Regions from separate parts of the Homo sapiens genome. Here region 2 is linked to region 1. Evidence: read pairs that join two places in POLR2A ChIA-PET (ENCODE). Cell type or tissue: Panc1. All regions are shown on one strand. Links, peaks and the distances in the headings refer to the core of each region. The heading gives the core; the rest is flanking DNA. Region 1 has its middle 8.1 kb from the start of NOTO. Region 2 holds the start of ALMS1-IT1 (ALMS1 intronic transcript 1).

Region 1 (8,336 bases), core at 288-8,287:
GTTCTTTACTTGCTGTGAAATAATTCTTTTGTCAGAAGCAATGCTATATGGAATGCCAAAGCATTCTATAAGTTCAGAGATGTTGATTTTGGCAGAAGCATTGTGGGCAGAGAAAGCAAATCTATGTCACAGTAAATGGATATTCCAGTAAGAACAAAGTAATGCCCCTATGTGATTACCCTGGCACTAGGTGGCTAGTTGGTTTTCATATTGGGGGCTCAGTGTTGGTCTCTGCTGTTGGCAGGTTGGGCACTCAGCAATGGCTGTAGTCAGATTGGTTTTAGGGAATGGAAATCCATGTTACTAAGCCCCTGTCCAACCTCCATCCCTCTCGCCATGTTCACATTTTTCATGAGCCATTATGGTAACCACACCTACTTGTCACATCATCCCCATTGAATTTTGGGAGCCCAGCTTGATAGCATAAGTTCCCTCCGTCATTTCGGGCCTACAGAGAATAGCCACCATCGAGTTCTTCAAGGATATCAGGGCTTTCCTCTTGAATGCATTTCTCATAGGCTTGATGAAGGAAGTGTCTTCTAGAACTAACCTGGGCACATATTACAGGGGCAGGTAAATAGGTCTTCCATGGCAAGTCTACCCTAGCATTCTAGCCTTCCTTAGCCATTTGATACCTCTTCTACAGTGTGCCAACTTCATCTAGAAGTTGATATCAACCAACTGAACAAACTGTTAGACTCACTCAAGCTAGGACATTGAATCAGGAATCTCTGCTTAGTTGGCCCTTATAAATAGATTCAGCCTAATATGACTTTATATTTCTTCTGTCCTCATCTCACACCTTTGGGATCCATGTCCATACATTTCCCCAGGTTTCTGTATATGTAAATTGGCAACATCATGAAATTGTTTTGGTGTGTATCATACCACTGTCTCATGGGAAAGGCTTTGTACTTCATTCTCTGTAGCCTGTTTGAACTTGAGTCTACCAGCAATGAGAGGCAGTGGAGGTAAATCCAGAGGGCCACCACTTCAAGGAAGGCCATTACAAGACCTTCAGGCAAGGGGAGATTCACTTCTTTTTTTTGAGACAGGGTCTTGCTCTGTCACCCAGGCTGGAGTGAAGTGATGTGATCATATCTCATTGTAACCTTGAACTCCTGGGCTAAATGGATCCTCCTGCCTCATGCCCAGCTAATTTTTCTTTTTCTTTCCTGTTTTTTTTTTTTTTGGTTTTGTTATTTTTAGTTCTTTTTGAAACCAAAGAAACCATTGGCTAATTTTTTAAATTTTTTGTAGAGACAGAGTTGCACAGGCAGGTCTTGAGCTCATGGGCTTAAGCAATCCTCCTGCCTCAGCCTCCCAAAATGCTGGGATTACAGGCATGAGCCACTGCGCCTAGCTGAGATTCACTTTTTCAGATAAGAGTGGAAAGTTACTTCTACTGTGAAAAGAGATTCAGCAGAATTTAGGGGCTCAGATTTGTTGGAACCTGGCCATATATATCTTCATCGCAATTTTTACAGTCTCTCTTCTTCCCAATCAATGACACAATTTTTAGCAGAAGAGACCTGAGAGGTTGGGAACATAATTTACATCATAGGACAGCCACAAAACTTTCAGGTCCTTTCCATGGACCTTGAGATGGGAATTCAAAATCCCGACTCCTCATATTCTTTCCCTAAATTCTTCAGGGCACTTAGAAACAACTCACCAATGTCATCATAATTGTTATATTCAAGCAAACATTTGGTCAATCAAAGATTTGACTTCTATAGACACCTGATTACAGTGTCTGCAAGTGATCATTTAAATAACTTTTTTGGCTGAGTGCAGTGGCTCACACCTGTAATCCCAGCACTTTGGGAGGCCGAGGCGGGCAGATCACCTGAGGTCAGTTCGAGACCAGCCTGGCCAACATGGTGAAACCCCATCTCTACTAAAAATACAAAAATTAGCCGGTCGTGGGGCTGGGTGCCGGTATTCTCAGCTACTTGAGAGGCTAAGGCAGGAGAATCGCTTGAACCCAGGAGGCAAAGGTTGCACTGAGCCGAGATCTTGCCATTGCACTCCAGCCTAGGCAACAAGAGTGTCAGACTCTGTCTCAAAAATAAATAAATTAAAATTAAAATTAAAATTAAATAAATAAATAACTTTTTTTCCTATGGCATACCATGAAGAACCAGTGATCTCTTTACCCCTGACAACCTCTGGTAAGGGTTATTTATGCCTTTAAATCTATTTAGGTCACAGAATCAATTCTAGATGACCCAGACTGAACCCATCACCCACTAAGGTTCTGTTATTCTTGGAACCATGTCCAGTAGCAGATTCTCTATTAGTCATGATCCAATCGGAGAAGCAGGACCCCTAGGAGTGACAAAGAATAAAGGATTTTTTTTTTTGAGATGGGGATCTTGCTCTGTTGCCCAGGCACATCTTGAACTCCTGGACTCAATGATTCTCTTGCCTCAGCCTCCTGAGTAGCTGAGATTACAGGTGCACACCACTGTGCCTAACAGAATAAAGGATTTTTTTTTTTCATCATACTCAACCCCAAAGAATAAAGGATTTTATTATGGGAATTTGACCTTACACAACTGTGGGAACTGGTAATAGCTCTCTGTGAGGATGTTACTTCTTTGTCTGGGTCTGGGACTAAAGTCCACAGGCAGGCATTGGGGAAGGAAAGATGGATGTGAAGTGGGAAAATTAGGACAAACTGGAACCCAGGAAGAAGGGCAAGAATGAGCTAAAACCTGCCTCAGTCTCACACCACCTCCAAGCCTCTCATTTTGTTAATGCAGGTGACTTGCAAGGAAGTCTGGTGTCCTTCATTCTGAAACTAAGCACATACTCGGCTCAGGAGCTGGGAAAACAGAAGAGGGTCTGGTGGGAGCTGAAGGACCTACACGCCCAGCTGTGGCCTCCATCTGCAAAACGAGCCAGTAGATCTGCCATAATGCGTGTGAGCTGCCATAGCACCTGCTCTGCACTGCTAAACACGGCTGCTGCTTCACTTCTGTGTCCTAAGCATCATGCCCAAAACCATTCAGGGAAGGAAATTCCGGGAAATGTAGTTCCAGCTTAGCTAAGTTGACACAACAAATTTATAATAAGGTTTAACCGGCCAGGCGCGGTTATCCCAGCACTTTGGGAGGCCAAGGTGGGCAGATCACGAGGTCAGGAGTTCAAGACCAGTCTGGCCAATATGGTGAAACCCCGTCTCTACTAAAAATACAAAAATTAGCCGGGCATGGTGGCATGCATCTGTAGTCCCAGCTATTTGGGAGGCTGAGGCAGAAGAATTGCTTGAACCCAGGAGGTGGAGGTTGCAGTGAGCTGAGATCGGGCCACTCCACTCCAGCCTGGGCAACAGAGTGAGACTCTGTCTCAAAAAAAAAAAAAAAAAAGTTTAACCATGTATAACATAAAACATAAATACCTTGGTAAAAGTCTAAAGGCATTCTTAGGCATGATAAACATGACAATCAAAATAAAGATGAGCTCCGGGTAGGGAGAAGGGAGTAGGATTAGGGAGGGTCACTTGGGCTGTCAACTTTCTGTATTGTTTTATTTCTTAACACAAAACAACCATAGTAAAAATGTTTGATGAAACTGAGTAGTGGTGGGTATATGGATATTCTTTTTATTATTCTCTATACTTGTCTATAGGCTTGAAATGTTTCATATTTTTTTCCTACCCCTCTGTATTTAAAAAAAAATTTTTGGCCAGGCCCAGTGGCTCACGTCTATAATCCCAGCACTTTGGGAGGCCGAGGTAGGCAGATCACTTGAAGTCAGGAGTTCCAGACTAGCCTGGCCAACATGGTGAAACCCCGTCTCTACAAAAAATACAAAAATTAGCTAGGTGTGGTGGTGGGTGCCTAAAATCTCAGCTACTCAGGAGGCTGAGGCAGGAGAATCGCTTGAACTCAGGAGATGGAGGTTGCAATGAGCCAAGATTGCACCACTGCACTCCAGCCTGGGTGATAGAGTGAGACTCCATTTCTAAATAAATAAATAAATATTAAAAAAAAAAGTTTTTTTGTAGTGATGGGACATTGCCATGTTGCCCAGGCTGATCTCAAACTCCTGGCCTCAGGCAATCCTCTTGCCTCAGCCCAAAGGGCTGGGATTATAGTCTTGAGCCACCTAGCCCAGCTGCCCCCTGCCCCTTGCCCCCTTGCCCCCTTCCCACTGTGTTTTTTAAAAGACAAAATACAATTTGAGAAAATGTCACAAAAGAAGAGCCAGTTGATAGACAAATTTCCCTAGCATAAAAAAATTCTTAAAAGCTGGGCACAGTGGCTCATGCCTGTAGTACCAGCACTTTGAGAGGCCGAGGTGGGCAGATCACCTGAGGTCAGTTCAAGATCAGCAAGACCAACATGGCGAAACTCCATCTCTACTAAAAATATAAAAATTAGGCAGGCATTGTGGTGGGTGCCTGTAATCCCAGTTACTTGGAAGGCTGATACAGGAGAATTGCTTGAACCCAGGAGGCGGAGGTTGCAGTGAGCTGAGATTGCGCCACTGCACTCCAGCCCGGGGAACAAGAGTGAGACTCTATCTCAAAAAAAAAAAAAGTTCTTACAAGTCAATAAAGGCAGATAGCCCCAAAGAAAAATGAGCAACATAAGTCACAGAAGACATACAAATAGATATAACCACATTAAAAGATGCTCAATGTGTTTAAAAGATTATAAGCACATTAAGATGCTTAAATTTATATAAATATAATAAATGATATTTTTGACTATTTGAGTCCCAAGATTAAAAAGATTAATAATATCCAGTGTTGGTGAAAATGAAGGGAAATAGGCCCTCTCATATATTACAGGGAAGCATGTAAATTAGTTCAAATTTTTGGAGAAATTTTTAAAATTTAAAACCTTTTTCTTTTCTTTTCTTTTCCTTTCTTTCTTTCCTTCTTTCTTTCTTTCTTTCTTTCTTTCTTTCTTTCTTTCTTTCTTTCTTTCTTTCTTTTTGTTGTTGTTGTTGTTGTTGTTGGAGACAGGGTCTTGCCCTGACACCCAGGCTGGAGTGCAGTGGGTGATCTCAGCTCACTGCAACCTCCACCCTCTGGGCTGAAGCCATCCTCCTACCTCTGCCTCCTGAGTAGCTGGGACCACAGGCACGTGCCACTGTGCCCAGCTATTTTTTTATAGTTTTAGTAGAGATGGGGTCTTGCCATGTTGCCCAGGCTGTTCTCAAACTCCTGAGCTCAAGTGATTCGCCTGCCTTGGCCTCCCAAAGTGCTGGGATTTTTTTTTTTTTTAATAGAGATGGGGCCTCACTATGTTACCCAGCGTAGTCTTGAACTCCTGGGCTCAAGCGATTCGCCTGCCTCAGCCTCCCAAAGTGCTGGGATCACAGGAGTGAGCCGCTGAGCCCAGCCAGGAGAATAATTTGCAATAGCTACTAAAATGTCAAAAGATTCCTTTTCAAAGATTCCTGTATAAGGATGTACATTGTAGCACCTTTTATAGTAGCAAAAGCCTGGAGGCAACTTAAGCATTCCCTAGATCTCCAGTGCCTAGAAGCAATCCAGGATTTTCTGATGAAATTAATTTTGGCGCTCAACCTTGAACAATCAGTTTTCTTTTTCTCACTTAATTGTGGAAATTCCTCCAAGCTACCCAGTTTAGACCTAACTCATTCTTTTTAGTGTCTGCTTAATGTTCCACAGTATGGGTGTGCCACAATTTATTCAACCTTTCTTCTGTTGAAAGGCATTCAGGTTGTTTTCTGCTTCTGCCCTACAAACAGAACTGGTAAGAAACATTATTTTAAATATATATTGTGTACTGGCTCTTTTATTTCTATACAAAAAGATCCCTGAATAGTATTAATGGACAGAAACCTGTAAGAGTTTATATTTTTAAATTGTAATTGATATTACCTTATTGATTTCTAAGACACTGTAAAAATTCACATGGCCCTTGTGACCTGCTGTATCCTCAGGGCCTAGTCCATGCCAGGGACTCAGTTGGCCAAACTAAAATAAAAATATTTAAAAAGAACAAATAAATTTGTCCAGGAGCTCTCGAGCTGTCCTCCAGCCAAATTCTTCCCCACTTCCCAACCCTCTTTCCCCACTAAAGGATTTTCCTTCCTTTTTTTTGTCTAAACCCATTAATATGCAAGTGAGCTGGGTAGCAAGGAGGAGAAGGAGGGAAAAATGGTAATAATAATAATGGGTAATATTTACAGATCACTTAAGCTTTGCACTTGGGTTATCTCACTTAAGTAGAGAATGAGTTTCCTTCTCTGGATTGAGGGAAGAAGAACGTTTTGAGCACTGGTTGAGATCTCAGAGTCACTGGGGAAGATGTGTTAGGAAGCCCCTTTGCTGCCCTTTCCCAACACCCTGTGAATCCTTGTCCCTTTTCTCCTTTTTCACTCTCCTTTTGCAGGGTCTTCATCTCTCTTTCTTTCTTTCTCTCTCTCTCTTTTCCCTCCCCTCTCTTTGTCCTTCCCTCTATTCCTTCCTTTCTCTTTCTCTCTCTTTTCTTCTTCCTTGTCTTTCCAAAGGGAAGCTTTTTCATGCAGAAGAAAGGTGCTAAATGGTGATGATGGAGTTTGTTGGACCTGGATGGAGGGCTGCCATGCAACGTGCCCTAAGTCAAGCCCAGCTTGCAGGGTCAGAGGGCCCCAGAGCTGCCTTGGGGAGGCCCCATACCACCTCCCCCTACCCCCTGCCTGGGCTGTCTCAGCTCCAGCCCACACCTGCTCTCCCCTCCCCTGCCCCTCCTGCTTCCCCTGCACCTGACAGGCCAAGAGCAAACAAGGTTGGTTGTTTGTTCCTCCCTCCCTGGAATGCACAGCTAACACATTGCACTTTGCAGTTACCTAGTGTTTCCTAACTTTTTCTTATGTATGCTGCCTTTAAGATTTTCTCTGAAATTCTATGCCCTTCAATTAGACTGAAGTCGACAAACATTTACTTGTTTGAGGCCTATTCTGTGTTGGGTTTTATGAGGGGTACAAAGTGCAATGAAATATACAATTCCTGCCCAATGGGAGCTCAGAGTCTTACGGTGAGGGTGGAGGGAGGGGACAGAGAGACTCATCCACAACTAGCTAATGCAACTGCCAAACCAAAGGGATGGATTCTATGGGAGTACAAAGGATGGAGAGATTAGTAATAACTTCATAGGCCAGGTGCAGTGATTTATGCCTGTAATCCCCACACTTTGGGAGGCCGAGGCAGGCAGATCACCTGAGGTCTGGAGTTCAAGACCAGCCTGGCCAACATAGTGAAACCCTGTCTCTACTAAAAATACAAAATTAGCCAGGCATGGTGGTGCATGCCTGTAATCCCAGCCACTCAGGAGGCTGAGGCAGGAGAATTGCTTGAACCCAGGAGGCGGAGGTTGCAGTGAGCCGAGATCGTGCCATTGCACTCCAGCCTGGGCCACAGGTGAGACTCCGTCTCAAAAATAAATAAATAAATAAATAAATAAATAAATAGATAAAGTAATAACTTCATAGGTCCAGGAGGGCTCTGTGGAGGACACTTTCCTCTGCAGAGGCATCTGAAGAGAGGGAAGTCTATCAAGGGATGAGAGTGGGTGAGATCACACGGAGAGAAAATGCTGTAGTAAAAGAGAAAGGGGCTTGTATGGATCCCTTGGGGACTGCTATGTTTAGGGACAGCAAGGACAGAAGAAGAAGGATTAGTCAGAGAGGAAGGTTGACAGCCAGGGCAAATAACCCTTGTGCAGTGAGATAAGTATGTTTTCTATTCACTTGGAGCACTTTATACAGCTGGTTGGGACTTTAGCAGCAAACTAGTCAAAGCCCTTTCTTTCTTTCCTTCCTTCCTTCCTTCTTTCTTTCGTTCTTTTTTTTCCTTCCTTCCTTCCTTCCTTCCTTCCTTCCTTCCTTCCTTCCTTCCCTCCCTCCTGCTCTCCTTCTCTCTTTCTCTCTTTCTTTCTCAGAGTCTCGCTCTGTTACCAGGCTGGAGTGCAGTGGTGCAATCTGGGCTCACTGCAACCTCTGCCTCCCGGGTTCAAGCGATACTCCTGCCTCAGCCTCCCGAGTAGCTGGGACTACAGGTGCGTGCCACCACACCTGGCTCTTTTTTTGTATTTTTAGTAGAGACAGGGTTTCACCATGTTGGCCAGCATGGTCTCGAACTTCAGACCTCATGATCCGCCTGCCTTGGCCTCCCAAAGTGCTGGGATTACAGGCGTGAGCCACCATGCCCGGCCTTTTTTTTTGTTTTTTGTTTTTTTTTTTGAGATGGAGTCTCACTCCATCACCCAGGCTGGAGTGCAGTGGCACGACCTTGGCTCACTGCAACCTCTGCCTCCCAGGTTCAAACAACTCTCCTGCCTTGGCCTCCCAAGTAGCTGGGACTACAGGCA
Region 2 (8,336 bases), core at 271-8,270, 260 kb before region 1:
GAAATGCAGAAATCACCAGTCTTCTGCGTTGCTCACACTGGGAGCTGTAGACCGGAGCTGTTCCTATTTGGCCATCTTGGCTCCACCCGAATTTTTTAATGAGTGCTGAATGAACTGTTTTTGTCTAAAATCATTTTTATATTACCACATTCTTAAAACAGATTTTCACTGACATGCAATTCTAGATAGATATAATTTATTTTCTTTCAGCACACTGAAGGTATCATCCTAATATATCACCATTCATTGTTGAAAGAAATCATAATGGAAATTTAAAAATATCTGGAATGGTATAATAATAATTATATTACATATAAAACTTGTGGGTTGAAAGAGTTGGGGCTGGGAAAGAAATTCAATCTGTTGCAGGCATGAAGAGCAGTGGGGCTGAGGGAGAAACATACAAGGGAGTTTAAACAAGTAAATATATGGAGGATAATGGGAGCCAAGTTTCTTACTATCAGGGAAGTGAGTTACAAATAAAGAAAGAAAAAAAGGCTAGAATAACCCTGTAGTACTGGAATGGAATTGGATGTACTAGTATAAACTCAGCTCTCATTTTATAATAAAAGTAATAGATAAGGAAACAGGCCTACAGGGGAGAGGGGGGTGCGTGTAATTATGTACACACACATTGTCTGCTGAAAGGGCATAAAGGCAACAGCATCATAGTATCAATAAGCACACCAAGCATACAGATCTTAGTTTCTACATGCCACTCTCTGCTAAAAAGAACCAGCGCCCCTTGGAGAAATGGACAGCTCTAGGGTTGGTGAAAAGAAAATATAAGATATTCCTAGAGTGTCTTCCTAGCTCAGAAAGTGGGTGAATGCTCATGAAATGATGGGATCATAAGAACACACAGGAACCAGCTTAAAATGGTTCCAGTGGGCAAGTGTGGGATAATTTGAGTATCAAAATAAACAATGATAGTGATAGGTTGTGACCCTTTGAGTAAACGAAAAATCCAAGAGTCCATAATGATATAAATAAATAAATGGAGAAGGGACACTTTTAACTTACCACAGAACTCCAATGAAATGTTGAAGCAATGATGGAATTTTTTTCAATAACCAAATTAAAGCTATTTTATTAATAAATTATTCAGGCAAGTATAAACACTAGATCCTAAACTAGAGATATTTACAGTCTCAAAGAATCTCTCCCTAATATTTATTAACTTATTAATTAATATGTAAAACACACAAACCAGCAGATACCACCTTAACTAAGTGGTATGAGTTAACATTACAAGTATTGAGACAAATCAACATAATGTGCCTCCTGACAAGCATGAAAAGCACATCACTTCTGTGGCTTTCCTACATAAAAATCAAATCTGAATCAAATCATGATAAAACACCAGATAAATTCAATTTGAGGGAAATCTGCAAAGTAACTAGGTTGTACTCTTCAAAAATGTCAGTCATGAAAGAAAGAAAAAACAGAAGAAACACCCTATACTAAAAAAAAAATCATTTAAAACATGACAAACACTGAAGTAATTTATAACAGGTTTTTCATCAACATTAATATCTACAGGGACATTCAAAAGCTGTATGTGACAAGGGACAACTCTTCATTGTGTGGAACTGTCTTGTACATTATAGAAATAGTAACATACCTGACACCTATCTACTGCATTCCAGAAACAATCCCCAATTACAGTGATGACCCAAGAAAAATCACATAATTTTCCAAAATATCTCTTTGGGAGGCATTTACTACCCGTCAAGAACCACTGCCTTCCACAATCTAGTCTTCTCCCTTTCACTCTCACTCTCCAAACACACTGGCCTCCTCCCTTTCCTTTAACACTCCCTTTCCTTTCACACACTTTACCTCAGCAACTGTGTGCATGCTATTTCTGTCTGGAATGCTCTTGTCACTGTTAACTGCCTTACTTTCTCACCTTACTCAGATATTTAATTCAATACCTCTTTCTCAGGTTCTGTGTTGACCATTCTGCTTTGTCTCCCTGGCTCTTATCCCACCATCTGACATTTATTTTACTTGTTTGGTTGTTATTCATATACTCTTCCTTAATGTAAGCTCATGATGAAGAAATGTTTGTCTATTTTGTTCAGTGGTGTGTCCTCAGGCTATAGATGAGGATGGCGCATATCAGGCATTCAATATGTATTTTTGGAATGAATGAATAAATGTCCAACAGTAGGGTAGTGAATAAATTGTTATGTTCATACAATGGGATATTACATACCTGTGAAATTATGCTTTTAGAGAAGTTTTAAAGGGAAATCCTAATATATTTAAGTTAAAAAAATAAAAGGTCCAAAACCGTACACAGTGTGGCCAATATGGGTTCCCTAAGGACAAGGCATATCTAGACAAACACTATTTCGCAACTACTCAGTTAATAGACTGAAAAAAGTCAATCATAAGATGGTGAAACACAAGATGGTTGAATGACAGTATAGTGAAGTACTCAAAATAGGTGTGAGAGTAATCTTATTCAAAAGTTTTAGACCTTTTTTTTTTTTTTTTTTTTGAGACAAAGTCTCCCTCTGTCGCCTAGGCTGGAGTGCACTGGCACAATCTTCGGCTCACTACAATCTCCACCTCCCAGGTTCAAGCAATTCTCCTGCCTCAGCTTCCCGAGTAGCTAGGATTACAGGCATGCACCATGACACCCAGGTAATTTTTGTATTTTTAGTAGAGACGGGGTTTCACCACGTCGGCCAGGCTGGTCTCGAACTCCTGACCTCAAGTGATCCACCCACCTTGGCTTCCCAAAGTGCTAGGATTACAGGCATGAGCCACCGCGCCCAGCCAAAAGTTTTAGACTTTTTATCCATAGCCCTTAGTAAACATTTTTATTGCTAATTTGGATAAAAATACTTATCAAATATATAAATGGCACAAAGCTGAAAGGGATATTTTAATAAAATAAATGATCAAATTTGATTAAAAATCATTCCAATAGGCTTGAACACTGATATAAAAGCAATAAAAAGAAATACAGGAGAGTTAAAAAGTATTACATAGGGCGAGGCGTAATGGCCTGTAATCCCAGCATTTTGGGAGGCCGAGGCAGGCGGATCACTTGAGGTCAGGAGTTCAAGACCAGCCTGGCCAACATAGTGAAACCCCATCTCTACTAAAAATACAAAGATCAGCTGGATGTGGTGTCATGCGCCACTCACACAGCTGTAATCCCAGCTACCCGGGAGGCTGAGGCAGGAGAATCACTTGAACCTGGGATGTAGAAGTTGCAGTGAGCCAAGATCATGCCACTGCAGTCCAGCCTGGGCAATAAAGTGAGACTCTGTCTCAAAAATAAGAAGATTTTTAAAAAAGTATTATATAGATACAAGAAATGAGAATAGGAATCTTGGCAGCAGTTCATGGTTTTTGTTTGGTTTGTTTTGCTTTGCTTTTTTCCTACAGCTTTAAGTTTTGAAAGCAGTACATGGTTTTTTTTAATGCCCAATTATGCTGTGACCATTAAAGATCTCACAGTACATTGACAGAAAGAGAATTACTGAATATACTTCATGCTGGTCAGATCAGAAGTGAAATTGTGTTTCATCTAATTCAGGACACCTTATTTTAAGAAAAACACAGACAAACCAGAGTCTACCCAAAGGAAGGCAACTTGCTTGCTGAGGGATCTGGAAATATGAACGCAAGAAAATAATTTTTAAAAATAGGGAAACACAGATCACTGAGAAAACTATGTAATTTTAAACAAATGATGCTAGGATAGTGCTCACTTTGGCAGCATATATACAAATGGTGCTAAGACAACCAATTGCCCATTTTATTATTCTTATTATTTTGTCAATTTTGTTTTTCACAAGCATATACGTAAAACCTAAAATCCAATCTAATTTGTACTTTTCAAACTTTTCCAAAATTGAGATAATCCAAATAAACTATATCACTGGAGAATAGTTTTCTAAGAAACTTTGTATGAATCAGGCCATGAAATCCTTGCATGATAGCTATATCAATTCTTTCAGGATTAATAATAGTAATAATAGCTGCCAGTTACTGAGTACTAACTAGACATCACACGTTCTACTAAGCATTTTATAGGCATTATCTCACATAATCCACACCAAAACCCTCTACGATAGGCATTATTATACCCTATTACTATGCAAAATAGCAGACAAAATGCCTTATCCACAGGAGAAAGAATAAATTATCATGTAATCACACACTGGAATACTGTACAGTAATAAGGAACAAATGAAAACTCTGCACATCTACATAGAAGCAGCTCAAAACCCTAACACTGTGTGAAACACCTAGTTCTCAAAAGAATATGTATCATATTGATTCCATCTTAGAGTTCAAAACCATACTGAAGAGAAGGAAAATCATTATATATCAAAATAAGAAATAAAAAAGATATGACTGGGAAAGGAGAAACAAAGAACTTCAACAGTATTTGGTAATGTTCTATTTCTCAAGCTCGATAGTAAATATATGGGAATTATTTTTACTTGCTGCTATTCTTTACATAAATGATTCATATATGCTCTTTTCTACATATGAAATAGTTAATAGAAGGAAAATATGTACTATTAAAATGAAAGCCATTTATACATAAGCTATTATAGCTGTGTACTCAAGTATTTAAAATAAACATTTGAAAATAGCTGGATTTCAAGATACCACTTTCAAGAGAAAATAAGGGTGACATTTAGTCTTCTCTGTTCTTAAAAAAAAAATTGATAAAACAAGCAAATCAGTTCTTATTTTTCTAAGAAGATAAATTTTTCAAAATATGAATTTGGAATCAATAAAAACAACATATCTAGACTGTAAGAATCTAATACTTATATCTTAACTTTTGAAAAATTAAGATGCCTGCCTAGGCACAGTGGCTCATGCCTGTAATCCCAGCATTTTGGGAGGCCAAGGCAAGAGGATCGCTTGAATCCAAGCGTTCAAGACCAGCCTGGGCAACGTAGAGACCCTGTCTCTGCCAAAAATTTAAAAATTAGCCGAGCAGGGCGGTACACACATGTGGTCCCAGCTACCTGAGAGGCTGAGGTGGGAGGATTCCTTGAGTCTAAGAGTTCAGGGCTGCAGTGACCTGTGATTGCACTGCTGCACTTCAGCCTGGGCAACAGAGCAAGACTGTCTCAAAAACAAAACCAAAAAAGGCTTTAGCCAAATATTATCAGCAACTCAACTGATGCCCAAGTAAGAGATCCTAATTCCATCACCCATTCTTTCATATTTACTTTCTTCATTTCCAGATTTCTTTTATACCTTGGACAAGTCAGTTGTTCTTCCATGACCAAATAACTCTGCCTTGATCTCTTCTACTTTCCTCCTGTCATCTTCATTTAATTCTGAAATGGAGTATCCACAATCATGTGCTAAATTGAACTTCATATTCCAGGCTGGAGAGAAAGCATACACTTGAGATAATACAATGCAAAAGTGATAATTTGTCAACAATTGCAACACAGAAGATCATCAATATATGCAATTTAATACCCACTGCAATGCTTAGTATGTCTTCTTCTCAATTATGACAACCTATTAGAAATTCTTGACAGAGATCCTTTCACTGCAAAGTCTGATTTTCTTAAGTCATGCTCTATAGATAATTCTACAAAAAAGCCACTTTAAATCGGGTAATCAATCATATTTATCTTAATCCTCCTTTTAATCATGAGTTTCTTTACCTCTCCCTTTAGTTCCTGCTACAATTACTCATAATTCCATGACAGCTGATATTTAAAAGTAATAAATACAACTTGGAGGTTTTTTTGTAGAATAAAAATGTGCAGGGAACAGCGTAGGAAGTTAACCTCAAGGGACGATTTCTAGGTAGGCCTAAATTGCTTTTAAATTGCCTCCCAAAATATATTCCCCATATTGTCTTACAGATTTTTGTTTTTAATGGAATTCTATTAGAAATTAATGAGATTTGTAAATATTCTCTTTTAAACCTCTAACCCAAGTTTTAGTATAAAATACATTGATTTTTTTTTCAAATGTCTGAGATCAACACCAAGAGTTCTATTAGAAAAGGGAAAGAGAAAATATATGTAGTTTTAGGACAAAAAGCAATTTAGAGCACAGCAAATTGGAGGCTCTTTCTGCCTTCAGAATAAGGATACTATAATGGGAGGATTAGAGAAACGTGATAGCTTTAGGAGCTCAGGAGCCCAAGCGACCTCTTTACTCTCTGTCATACATCAGAATCTACTTCTCCTAAGAACAAGAACGTAAACTCAGGCTGGTACTATTAATACTGTAACTTAACTACATTATTGGTTAAATAGGCTTTTTATGGATTGTTAGAAGAAATATAGTCATTCTAACAATTCTATTGGAAAATACATTTAGAACTCCAAATATCTAACTTCATTTTTTTTCTTGATCTTGCTTGTATTTTTCATTGGCTAAGCTTCCTCAAAACATAAATATCTAACTTTAAACACATTATTAAACTATAACGTTTATAAGCCTGAAACTTTCTTCTTACCATGTGCTCGTACCCGGCTTTCCTCTTCCTCTGCATTTCTGAGTATTTCTTTAGCATGATTCAGTGAGGATTCACATTGCAGAAGGTTTTTCACATGTGCAGCCAGTGAATCTACACTGCTACCACCACCATCCTCACTCTCTGACACACCCTCTTCCTCCCTGCTATCTGTTATACTTGTCTTGGGTGAAACATATGGAAAGAAGTTTAGAAGAACATCAGAAACTGATTCCAAAGACTCTGGTAAATTACTGTCCCACGAGCAGGAACCATTTCCATCACTGGCATCACTACTTGAATCACTTTTTATGACAGTCATCATAGGGATAATAATTTTATTCCCAATGGTTCCACTACACCCTTCAGGTTCAGACCTCATTACAGATTTGGCTGCTTGATATTGCCTAAGAGTTTCTTCTAATGCCATACTGACTTTGCTCTCTGCTTCCTGTAGAGGACTTCTAACTGTAGTTGAACTAATAAACTCCCAATTTTCAATGCCTCTCCGGCATTTCAAATTCGTCTGTGTGCCAATATCCTTCTGTATGCACCTGCTGCTTGGGCTTTCCTCTGTGAATGGCTGTCTGTGAAGCAAATCACCATTAGATACACCCGTGGAAGAGGGTTCTTTGAAGCAAACCACCTTCTTAGATTGTATAAATGAAATATCACTAATATCTCTGAAACGGGCAAGGGGAGCAGGAAAATTGCATCGTTTCAGTGCCATATTTTCTGCCTCCATCAAAAGTGTCCGAATTTCCTTAAGAGTTTTAGCACTATTTTCTGCATCCTGGATTTCTTCAGAGCCAACATCTCTAAAACCTGCAGATTCTGGTTTATTTATTACAACTCTGTCATCAGCCTGAGAATTTAAAAGCACATTATTTGAGCTAACACTGGAGTCAGAAGAATTCAAATTATCTATTAGCCTTTGGACATGTTCTGAAACAAGCTTGTGATTCTCACCATGTGAGTAAGTACCAGAGGGAACTGTTTGTAATCCGGTAATTTGATCAGCTTGCCCAAGAGCACTTGAGATCTTTAGAGCATCTTCAGTTAGATGTCTATCTGGCAAATCCTTTTGATAGAAAATATCTGGTTTCTCTCGATGTGAAAAGGAACTAGGAAGAGCTGTTGGTAATACTGTTTTCTGGCCAGCTGGTCCAGGAATTGTTGAAACCTTCAGCACATCTTCAGTTACATGACTACCTGGCAATTCCTGTGGACTGAAAATATTCGATTTCTCTCTGTGAAAATAAGAACTAGAGAGAGATACTGGTTTTCCAGTATTCACATCAGTTAGTTCAGGGACAGCTGAAATCTTTAGAATACCTTTACTTTGATCTCTATCTGGCAACTGCTGTTGAAATAAAATATTGGGCTTTACTGTTTGAGAATAGGAACTATGAAAAGCTGTCTGGGATGGAGTCTTCTGGTCATTTGGTCCAATCACAGTTGAAATCTTGGGCTTCTCTATTTGTGAGTAGGAACTAAGGGTAGCTGCTGGAAACTCAGTTTTCTGGTCATCTGGTATATGCACAGTTGAAATCTTGAGTTTCTCTTTATGTGAATGTGAGTAGGAACTAGACAGTCCTATTGGTATCCCAGTCTTCTGCTCTGCTGGTATAGAAACAGGTGAAACTTTCAGAGCCTCTTCTGTGAGATGACTGTCTGGCAACTCCTGTTGAGAGATAACACTGGGCTTCTCTCTACGTGAGTAGTAACTTAAAGGTACTGTTGGTATCTCAGTCTTCCGGTCACCTTGTCCAGGAACAACAAAAACATTTAAAGCTTCTTCAGTAACATCTGGCAACTCCTGCTGATGAAAAATACTGGCCTTCTCTCTATTTGAGTAGGAACT

The links. Peaks named below come from ENCODE experiments on the same cell type or tissue, not always from the same donor. Only the 100,000 strongest peaks of a DNase experiment are listed, where the experiment ranks them.
Region 2: POLR2A ChIA-PET joins it to region 1 with 12 read pairs; 2 of 35 experiments call an interaction of 5 or more read pairs at or near these places.

What each region holds. Positions count from the first base shown.
Region 1 is chr2:73,190,343-73,198,678 of GRCh38, reverse strand. No RefSeq gene overlaps it. Among named protein-coding and RNA genes, the nearest start is that of NOTO, 8.1 kb to the left of the region's middle. RefSeq lists a silencer at 3,710-3,879. In Panc1, for the core only: no CTCF peak of the experiment used is centred there; no DNase peak of the experiment used is centred there; H3K27me3 peaks cover 1,102 bases.
Region 2 is chr2:73,452,207-73,460,542 of GRCh38, reverse strand. It overlaps ALMS1 (ALMS1 centrosome and basal body associated protein), which reads right to left. Exons shown (of 23, transcript NM_001378454.1): 8 at 6,476-8,336; 9 at 5,248-5,381. It overlaps ALMS1-IT1 (ALMS1 intronic transcript 1), which reads right to left and starts at 3,440. Exons shown (of 2, transcript NR_046762.1): 1 at 3,217-3,440; 2 at 1,061-2,602. In Panc1, for the core only: no CTCF peak of the experiment used is centred there; no DNase peak of the experiment used is centred there.